2 separate regions of the Homo sapiens genome follow, and region 1 is linked to region 2. Evidence: chromatin loops called from intact Hi-C (ENCODE). Cell type or tissue: PC-3. All regions are shown on one strand. Each heading gives the region's core, and the rest is flanking DNA. Links, peaks and the distances in the headings are about the cores only.

The links. Hi-C counts contacts between places; a loop is a spot of excess contacts. Peaks named below come from ENCODE experiments on the same cell type or tissue, not always from the same donor. Only the 100,000 strongest peaks of a DNase experiment are listed, where the experiment ranks them.
Region 1: it touches region 2 in a loop (8-fold over the local background); 1 of 110 quality-filtered maps calls a loop at or near these places.

Annotation. Positions count from the first base shown.
Region 1 is chr3:176,165,841-176,170,249 of GRCh38, forward strand. No RefSeq gene overlaps it. Among named protein-coding and RNA genes, the nearest start is that of MIR7977, 350 kb to the right of the region's middle. In PC-3, for the core only: no CTCF peak of the experiment used is centred there; a DNase peak (open chromatin) is centred at 1,621; H3K27ac peaks cover 1,123 bases.
Region 2 is chr3:176,272,654-176,277,062 of GRCh38, forward strand. No RefSeq gene overlaps it. Among named protein-coding and RNA genes, the nearest start is that of MIR7977, 240 kb to the right of the region's middle. In PC-3, for the core only: no CTCF peak of the experiment used is centred there; no DNase peak of the experiment used is centred there; H3K27ac peaks cover 668 bases.

The DNA of each region.
Region 1 (4,409 bases), core at 113-4,112, 110 kb before region 2:
TAGTGAACTTTTCCATGCAACCAACCACCACCTGTTTCCTAGTTTTGAAATAAAAATTTAAAAAAAGAAAATAATCCATGTATCCATTTTAGGAATGTGACATAGTTAGCCTAGAGTCGTAGAACATAAAAAGAACACTTACAATTACAAGACCAAAACAAACTATATGATTGCGTATAATGTGCAAGTATTAAACATGTCTGATCTTTAAACCTAGTAAATTATTTCACTTTTCCTGGTTGTCACAAGCCATATGGTAGTTAAATCCAAAAGAGAAAACAAAGGCACAGAGGGTGTATAGTCAATCTGTACTTCCAGTCATATTAAGGATAAATTTGCATTGTCACTTAAATGACTAGGTTGATCGTCACATAATTAATAATTAATATATAAAAATGTTCCACTTACATTGCACAGTTATAGGCTCTGTCTTAAAATTAAGATTGAAGAAAATAAAATAATATAAATTATTTTGTGAAAGTAATGTATGATAAGTTGGTGGTAGCTCATTCTGTCTTCATGGTTTATTCATTTTATGTAATTGAAAAATTTTCTTCAGGGTATCATGTATTTAATTTTTATTCAACCATAAACTGAAGCAGTCAGGAGCAGCAGCTGTTTTACTAAGCAGGGAGATATTTTATGGGTATTTTTTTCCTCCTTTTTTAACCTGTAAGAAGTTTTACCTTCCCAGAGAGAGTGGAAGTGGAAGTAGTCATAATAACAATTATAAATGCAATTAAGGAAGTTTATTTACTTTTGACCAGACATTTTAACATATAGCCCCTACCATGTCTTTTACAATGTAAATATATACTTAGTGTTGTTAACAAATTACTAATGAAGTAAAAGAAATAAACATCAAATAGGAAAGACTCTCTCATGCTGAAATAAATCTCTCTGTCTTTCATTTTATCTATCATCTATCTATCTGAAGGTTTTTTCCCAAGTTCATGTGAACTGACGTTGGAAAACAAGAAAACAGATTCTGTCTTGATATTTTCCAGTCCTAGACTTTGAGAATTCATTCATTCCTTTAAGAGATGATTGATCTATTATCACTTAGTTCCTTATAGTTGCCTTTAATCTTAATGAGTTGGTAACACAGTGATTGGGATGGTGTGATGCCCCATGATTAAGGCCATGGTTTGTTACTGATGATAGACGTTATTTATCTCTGACTCTTCTCTCTCATAGATACTATCATTTGCTAAGTGCCTTTTACAGAAACCCTACAATGACTTTCATAGCAGCCCCTCCTATTTACTCTCAGGAACATTACCTTATTTGAAAAGCTTTCTTTCTCATCCGACTTACTGTAATAGAACTCTGATAATTTTATCTCCACATTTCCATAAATAATTAAAATTAAAGCATTTCTATTCATTTTGGTGAACTAGTTTTAGGAAGAGCTCTCATTTTATTCCACTCTAAAGCAAAAACTACACAAATGTTAATGATTTTCCATAACCAACTCAAAAGTACCCATAAATCCTAACAACAATTCAGATATTTCATGATTTGTTTCCCAACCAACCTGTTTATTCTTAGGTCATGTAATTTCACCTTAATTCCCCTGGAGTCCAGCCAAACTGAAAGGTAGGAAGAATTATGTTACCTAAACTCACCAGACTTGCTAGACGAAGCAACTTGCTCCAGAAACTCTGTAAATCTTAATGACTAATGCCCATACCAGTCGAGTTGAATACTTACCATGAGTCAATTGTGTTTGTTCCCAAACCTGTTTGTCATTTTTACTTATTATTGTAAATAATAAATTGAGATATATAATGCTTTATTGTTGAGGAGAGCAGAGGGGAAAAGGCCTGCCACTGAAAGCCATCCCTTACATGGGTTTCCAACTCAATTTTATACCATCTGTGTGCTCCAGAAAACCTCAAAGTATCCATTTAAATTAATATGTCCTTTAGTTAGATATGCTCCAAAATATCTGGTAAAAGCAACATTAATCCCTTCCAGGGAAACCTACCATAATATTAGGCCAAAAATAATTTCCCTAAATAATTTTCTAATAAAATTGAATAGCTAATAGTTAAAAATTTTAGCACCAAGGAAACCAGTCACCACAAGTGAGAATATCACCCCCCAAAAAAGGCAACAGAATTAGAGAGAAGACACTAAAAATGTGTATTTTATAAAAATTTATGCTTACTACTATTTAGAGAAATAAAAGACAAACTTGAAAATACAGGAAGAAAACGAATAACTATAAAGTTTTGTTGCACAGATTTGCAAACTAACCAAATGGAGTTTTAAAATGTAAAAGAGAGTAACTTAAAAGCTCAATGGAATAGTAAGGCTGCAGACTAGAATATCTCTAGCTAAAGAGAGATTTAGTGAACTGGAATTTTCATTTTTATAGACTCAACAGTTGTAGAAAAGAGGAAGGAGAAAAAAGCAGAAAAGAAAAGAACACACATTACTTAATAACTTCAAAATTATACCATTTATCAAACTGGAATCCTATTATAAGTCTTCCATATCCCATGCTGATAATTAAAAGAAATACTGCCTATCTTGAATTTCTGTGTTGAATAGAATGTGTGAGGCAGGTCCAACCAACTTATAACAAGTTAATTCTTACATGAATCTATAACCCAAATTTCTGATAAACAATTGACTGCACCACTTCAAATAAACTTTTCTCCTTGTCTTATTAGATAGGAAATCTTTGCTCCAAAATTAATTTCCCATCAGTTCCATAGGTATGCCATTCTAATCACAACCCCATTCTCTGGCTTGATCAATGTCTGTGGTGCAAGATTTGTGGCTGTGGCTACACGAAATGGTTTAAGAGTAGTTTCCAGCAATGATCCCTCAATATTTTACCAAGTCGATTGCCTTACATACTTGTATAGTTTCCATTGTACTCTGCAGATATCTACTTGGATTTCAATTTATGAAATAAAAATTGAATGGTTGAAATACATTATAATGAAGGAAATTTGAGCCTATATTTAGCAACCAGCATAAAAACAATCATATAATATTATACATATTACAATTTAAAGTGTCTCTGTATATGTAATATTTACAAAAATCATGAGAGGTAGACCGGGCTGAAAATAACATCTCAATTTTACAGAATGTTAAGTGGTTTGGCTAAAATCACAGAGATAATAATGGTGGAGACAAAAGAACAAAAGTCTTCTTAATCTGAACTAAATTTTCTTTCTGTAATTTTCATGTTGCCAAGACTGAGATAAATCTTTTAGTTTTCTTTTTTTACTCTGGAAAGTGCCAGAAACCTCATCTCTAAGAGTCATTAAATCTCATTAATGTATTATTCATTTATTTTAATTTGAAATTTGTCTAAAGTAAAATATTATAAAACCAAAAAACTGATTAAACATGATAGTATAGTTGAAGTTGTTGAATTTTTTAAGTTGTAAGAATTTTATACCTTAACTAAAGCAATTCAGAGACAGTTAAATTAATGAATTATGTTATAATTTATCATCTTGAATGAGGAAATAATAAACATGTCATCATCATTTTCTTGTTCCAAAATAATTATTTAGGAAAATAATTCAACTTAACATTCTTTGTGTGTGTGTGTGTGTGTGTGTGTATGTGTGTTTTAATAAGAACTAGAATTAAACTGATAGTTATCTTCTGTATCTCTTTTCCTTCAGAAGTTTTTTTTGTTTTGTTTTGTTTTTTTAAAAAAAAAATGCAGAAGACCGCACACTTCTGGTGTTAGCTTGTTATGCTTTGATGTTAAACAAAGAGTTCCTGGCAAACAATTGCCACTTCTGGGTCACTAGTTCAAATGAGAATTGTACTCTCAGTGTCAATTGTGCAGCATTTGGTGATTCTTTGTTGTTCCTGATATAGTCTGTTTTCTACAAAACATCACAAGTTTAGTAGAAAGATACAGACCAGGGAATAAAGAGCAATATAACCTAAAGAATTTCTTGTTTCAACTTAGTTTCTGGTTATCAGAGCTACAAGTTGACCACATTGCAACCCAGTTAAAGTCTTACAAACATCCTCAAAACAGTCAAAAAAATTTAGGGAAAGAAGAGTATGTTTCCAGGATTCATTCCAACAGTCTCAAAAGATAGATAGGAGCAGAGATAGAAGAGAAGATGGGTCAACCCTTAGGCTTCATAGAAAATGTGGGAGCAAGGTCACCCTGAACATTTGAGGCCAGGCTCTTTATAAACCTTGAATTTTTAATAGTAAATCCAAATCCTAATGTAGTTACTCTCAAAAATCTAATATATAAAAAAGAGAGAAAGAACAAATATATCTGAAGTATTTTACTGTATACCAGAATGTGTTAGGCTTATTTGATGTCCAAAATAAGATATTAGGTGTCTATTTGTAGCCGTAGTACAACAAGTTGTCGTTATTGTTTTTCACATGAGGAGGCTGAAGTTTAG
Region 2 (4,409 bases), core at 153-4,152:
TAGTTGAAAACTTTTGTTAGTATCATTCAGTATTTAATATTTGCAATTATTAAATAATTATTCACTTCAAATAATGAAATAAATGAAGCTTTTTGAATATCCCTTATTTGAAACTCCACAGGTGAAAATTATAGCAATTATTCTGTTCCTCAAATTCCTAAGACTTTTTTTTAGCCAGAGATAGTATGGTCTGAAAATGATTTGGACATTTTCCTTTTCCATTGTCACACCTTAGAACTGCCATTGCATTTCTGTAAGAACATTAACTCTTGCTGTTTTTTTTTTTTTTTTCTCAGCAACCATTTCTTGGCTACTTCTTTAGAATATATTTTTATATAAATAGAACATGGCAAAACATTTTTAAAACTAATACAGTATATTCTATTTAAGGTAAAGGAAAGTTTTGTATGTGTATCATCACCTCCTTTCCTTCTTCCTGTGTATCTTTGACTGCATTTTGCAAATGTTTATCTTCCCTTAGTTTAGTATTGCAACATTCTAACTTCACACAGAAAAACAAAATGAAACACACACACATCCACTTGGTAAATTGAAGTTTCTGATTCATCATGTATATGTAAATCACCTGTGGTAGCTCCGTGCTTATCCCTAAAAATGTCTGGAACTATGGTATTGACTCTTGGACAAGATAGGAATGAAATATTCTAGCTCATGATTGGTAATGTGCTAAGATCAAAACTCCCCTGGAGGTATCTTGTACCAGCTGGTCAAAATTATCGTAAATATGTAGATTGGTGGTCTAAACCTGGTGCATCTGGTTACACAGCCTAGTTTGACTAAGTTGTTAGTGTTGTATCTGCATCAATGACTCTTAGTAAACACAAGACTGGGTATCCTTGAGACAGAGGCAATCACACTTATCTTGATGGTTTGTGATCCAGAGATAGCGCTTATCCCATGTGACAGAGATAGGACCCTGGAAGCTATGCCTGCATGCCTATAATCTGCCTGATATTTTATTTTTCTGGCTAAATTGAATTATTAGTCTTTATTAAAGCTTTATGTTTGTGTGCTCTGTGGCATCTCTTGAGTCTTTTAATTATATAACCCTCTGTAATTGCTGTAATGTCTGACTTCATTAAATGGTTCTAGGAATCAACTGGCCTGGAAATTATGATATTGGCAAAATTGTTTTATTTCTCTAAGTACCAAGTTTGCTTTTCTTAAATAATTTTTGATATTTTTCAGTTTTCTTTGATGGCTATATTAAACACACTTAAAATCCTTCCAAGTAAGTGTTCATGTAATAGATGTTTTCCCCCTAATTATTAAAGCAGCACATTTGGAAAATATTGACTTTCTCTATTTTCCCCATTGGTAAGGTAAACGTTTTAAAAGCAGCCAAGGTTAAGAAGTATAGTCAACACAGCTGCAAATGCTGCAACCTAAATGAATTCATAAAAATCAACAGAAGAGTAAACACCATAATGTTCCAGTATAGAATTTCAATTGTCAGGACAGGTGAAACAACTTGGATTCTGAAACTTTATTTATTCTGTGTGGATTAGTCAGGGTTCTCCAGAGAGACAGAACCAATGGAATATATATAAGCCTGGAGTTCTGATGTTTGAGGGCAGAAGAAGAAGGTTGTTCCAGCCTCAGAAGAGAGGGAGTGAATTTGCCTTTCCTCTGCCTTTTTTGTTTTATCCAGGCTCCCAGCCAATTGCGTGACCACATTGAGACCAGATCGTCTCCACCAGTTGAACAGGCTCACACATGAGCCTCCTCTGGAAACGCCCTCACAGACACACCCAGGAATAATGCTTTACCAGCTCTTTAGGTATTCTTTAATCCAGGCACGTTGATACCTAAAATCAGCCTTCACAATGTGTAACCACAGCACCAGGAGAAATGACAGGCATGTACTGTCTCTACAAAGTGTTCCGTCTCACACAATCAGAGCATAGCCTAAAGGCACAAAAATTTCTCCCTATGATCTTGGTCATTGTTCTCTATCTGAACACCTCTCACAATCTATTAATTTCTTTTCTCTCTCTTATAGTCACAAGAATTTAAACTTTATTACCTATGTGTCTCCAAGTTTCCTGCTGACTGACCTGTCAATTCGAATGCCTCTCATGGTTCCCTAATTTTATTGGCTCTGTACATTCAATTTATTTTTGGTTTAATCAAAACAGCACACAGACACAGTCAAAAAGTCAAGTAAAATTAATAAATTTATAATGTAAAAGCAGGATCCTGCTCCATACTTCCCTACTGCAGGTTCTTACTAACTGAAACAATTACTTTCAACTATTTGTAGCTATTTTTCCTGGTTTTCACCTTCATTCCAAGTGACACATTTATATGAACATTTCTTAATTTTTCATTTTTACGTATTTGTTAGTGATTTCCCAGTGTAAATGATAAGAAATAAGTTTCTTATTGCTCTAACTCCCACATACACACCAATGCACATTTGTTTTCTGTCATTCAGCCTCATCAAAGGGTCATAATTTTGCTTCATGCAGTATATAATGCTTATTTTTGACTCTATACAATTTTTCACAGATGAGTTAGCAAAGAACAATAATTACTTGTAGGGGAGGATGGGTGAAACAAAAGAGAGACTAAGGCAGAAACTAGCCAGGTGTTCTCAAACCCCGTTCCTCTTTTCTTCCTGCACACTTGGTTAGAATACATTTCTCACCCTCTCTTTCAGTTAGGTGAATAGACATGACTGAGTTCAAGTAAAAGGAGTGTGAGTTAAAATGACACAAACCACTACACAGCATCCTGCATGCAGCCCTTCATGCTGTTTTTCTTTAACAAGCTTAGCAGAGATAAGCATAGAAATGTTAGAAGCAAGAGTCGAAGATGGCTGAGCCTCAAGAAGGAAGGAGGCTATGGCTTTATGGAGGAGAGCTGCCTGGTAAGCAGGAGCACCAATTTCAAGAGAAGAAAGAAGGAAAGGAAGGAAGGAAGGAAGGGGAAAGGAGGAAAGGAGGGAGGGAAGGAAGGAAGGGAGGGAGGAAGGAAGGGAGGAAGGAAGGGAGGGAGGAAGGAAGGGAGGGAAGGAAGGGAAATTTCAGGGTTTTTGTCTATTACAAATAAGTTAGGTAACAATTCGCAAACATTTGCTATATTTCAAATTATTTTCTAAGCACTTTATGAGTACTAATCATCCAGCAAACTTATTTGTTAGAATATTATCTTTATTTTATTGAAAAGGAATCTCAGAAAGTTAAAGAACGAAACTAGTTTAACTGTATACATCTGGTAACTGGTGAAGCTAGAATTTTTGTTCATGCGTTCTGCTTCCAAAGTCCAGCTTTTAACTACTATTTGAAGCTGTTACAGTTCTTTGTAATGAAAGGTTTGAAGTGTAGATTTTTGGATCTTCTTGCTGATTGTAAGCTCTTCTTAATATTTGCTGTCATTTCCTCTGTTATTGTCTCAGAATTTCATTTGTCCTGAGAGAGTGGAGGAACTGGAGATAGGTAAGGATCCTAAAGATCACTGGAATACTTAGTTCATTTTTCCTCTTGAAACTTTATATTGGGGAAGCAGAGTTACTTTCTTCTGAAAGTGAATCTGGGGACAACATTTTAAAATGGCTTTCTTGGCATTCATAAAGCTGGGAACAGGGTTTTATTTGGAATCAAGCTGTTCTCTAAACACCGCCAAGAAAGAAATTTGAAAAGAGGTCAGGGAAGTACAAGGTGACATTTTATTGGGTCAGAATTCATATTATAACCCCACGCACTTATAGCTGGGTAATCACATTTCCTGTGCAACAATAGTAATGTTGCCACAGCCATATAGACTACAAAATGCTTTCTCATCATATGTAAGATCCACTTAATAACACTGGTAAAAAAAAAATGCCACAGATGATATGCATATCTGACAAAAAGCTTGTATACACAGAATTCTTAAAATGTAAAAATAATGAATGTCAAAACAGTAAAAATAATAATTATTAGTATTATGAGCAAAAGACTTGAACAGTCGCATCAAAATAGAAAGTATCAAATGGCTAAGAAACATCTGACTAGATGTTAATCCGTTTAATAAAACTACAATGTATGCATATTTCATTATAATTTTTAAAATAAGCTTCTTATTTACATATAACATACCTATATAAAATGAGTACTGGAAGTGTAAAACTTGATGGGTTTTAATAACATGAATGCACCCATGTAACTGGCTTTTGGATTGAGAAAAATAACATTGACAACACAATAGAAGACATCATCATGTCCTTCCTAGTCACTCTCCTTCCTTAAGTATACTTACTTTCTGACTTTGGACACACAGCCTGGTTTTGGATTTTACATAGGTGGGGTCAGGAAGTTTGTACTTTTTTGTGTTTTAATCTTCCAGTCAAAATTCACCTGTGTTCTTGTACAGAGCTATAGTTCAGACTAATTACTATACAGTAA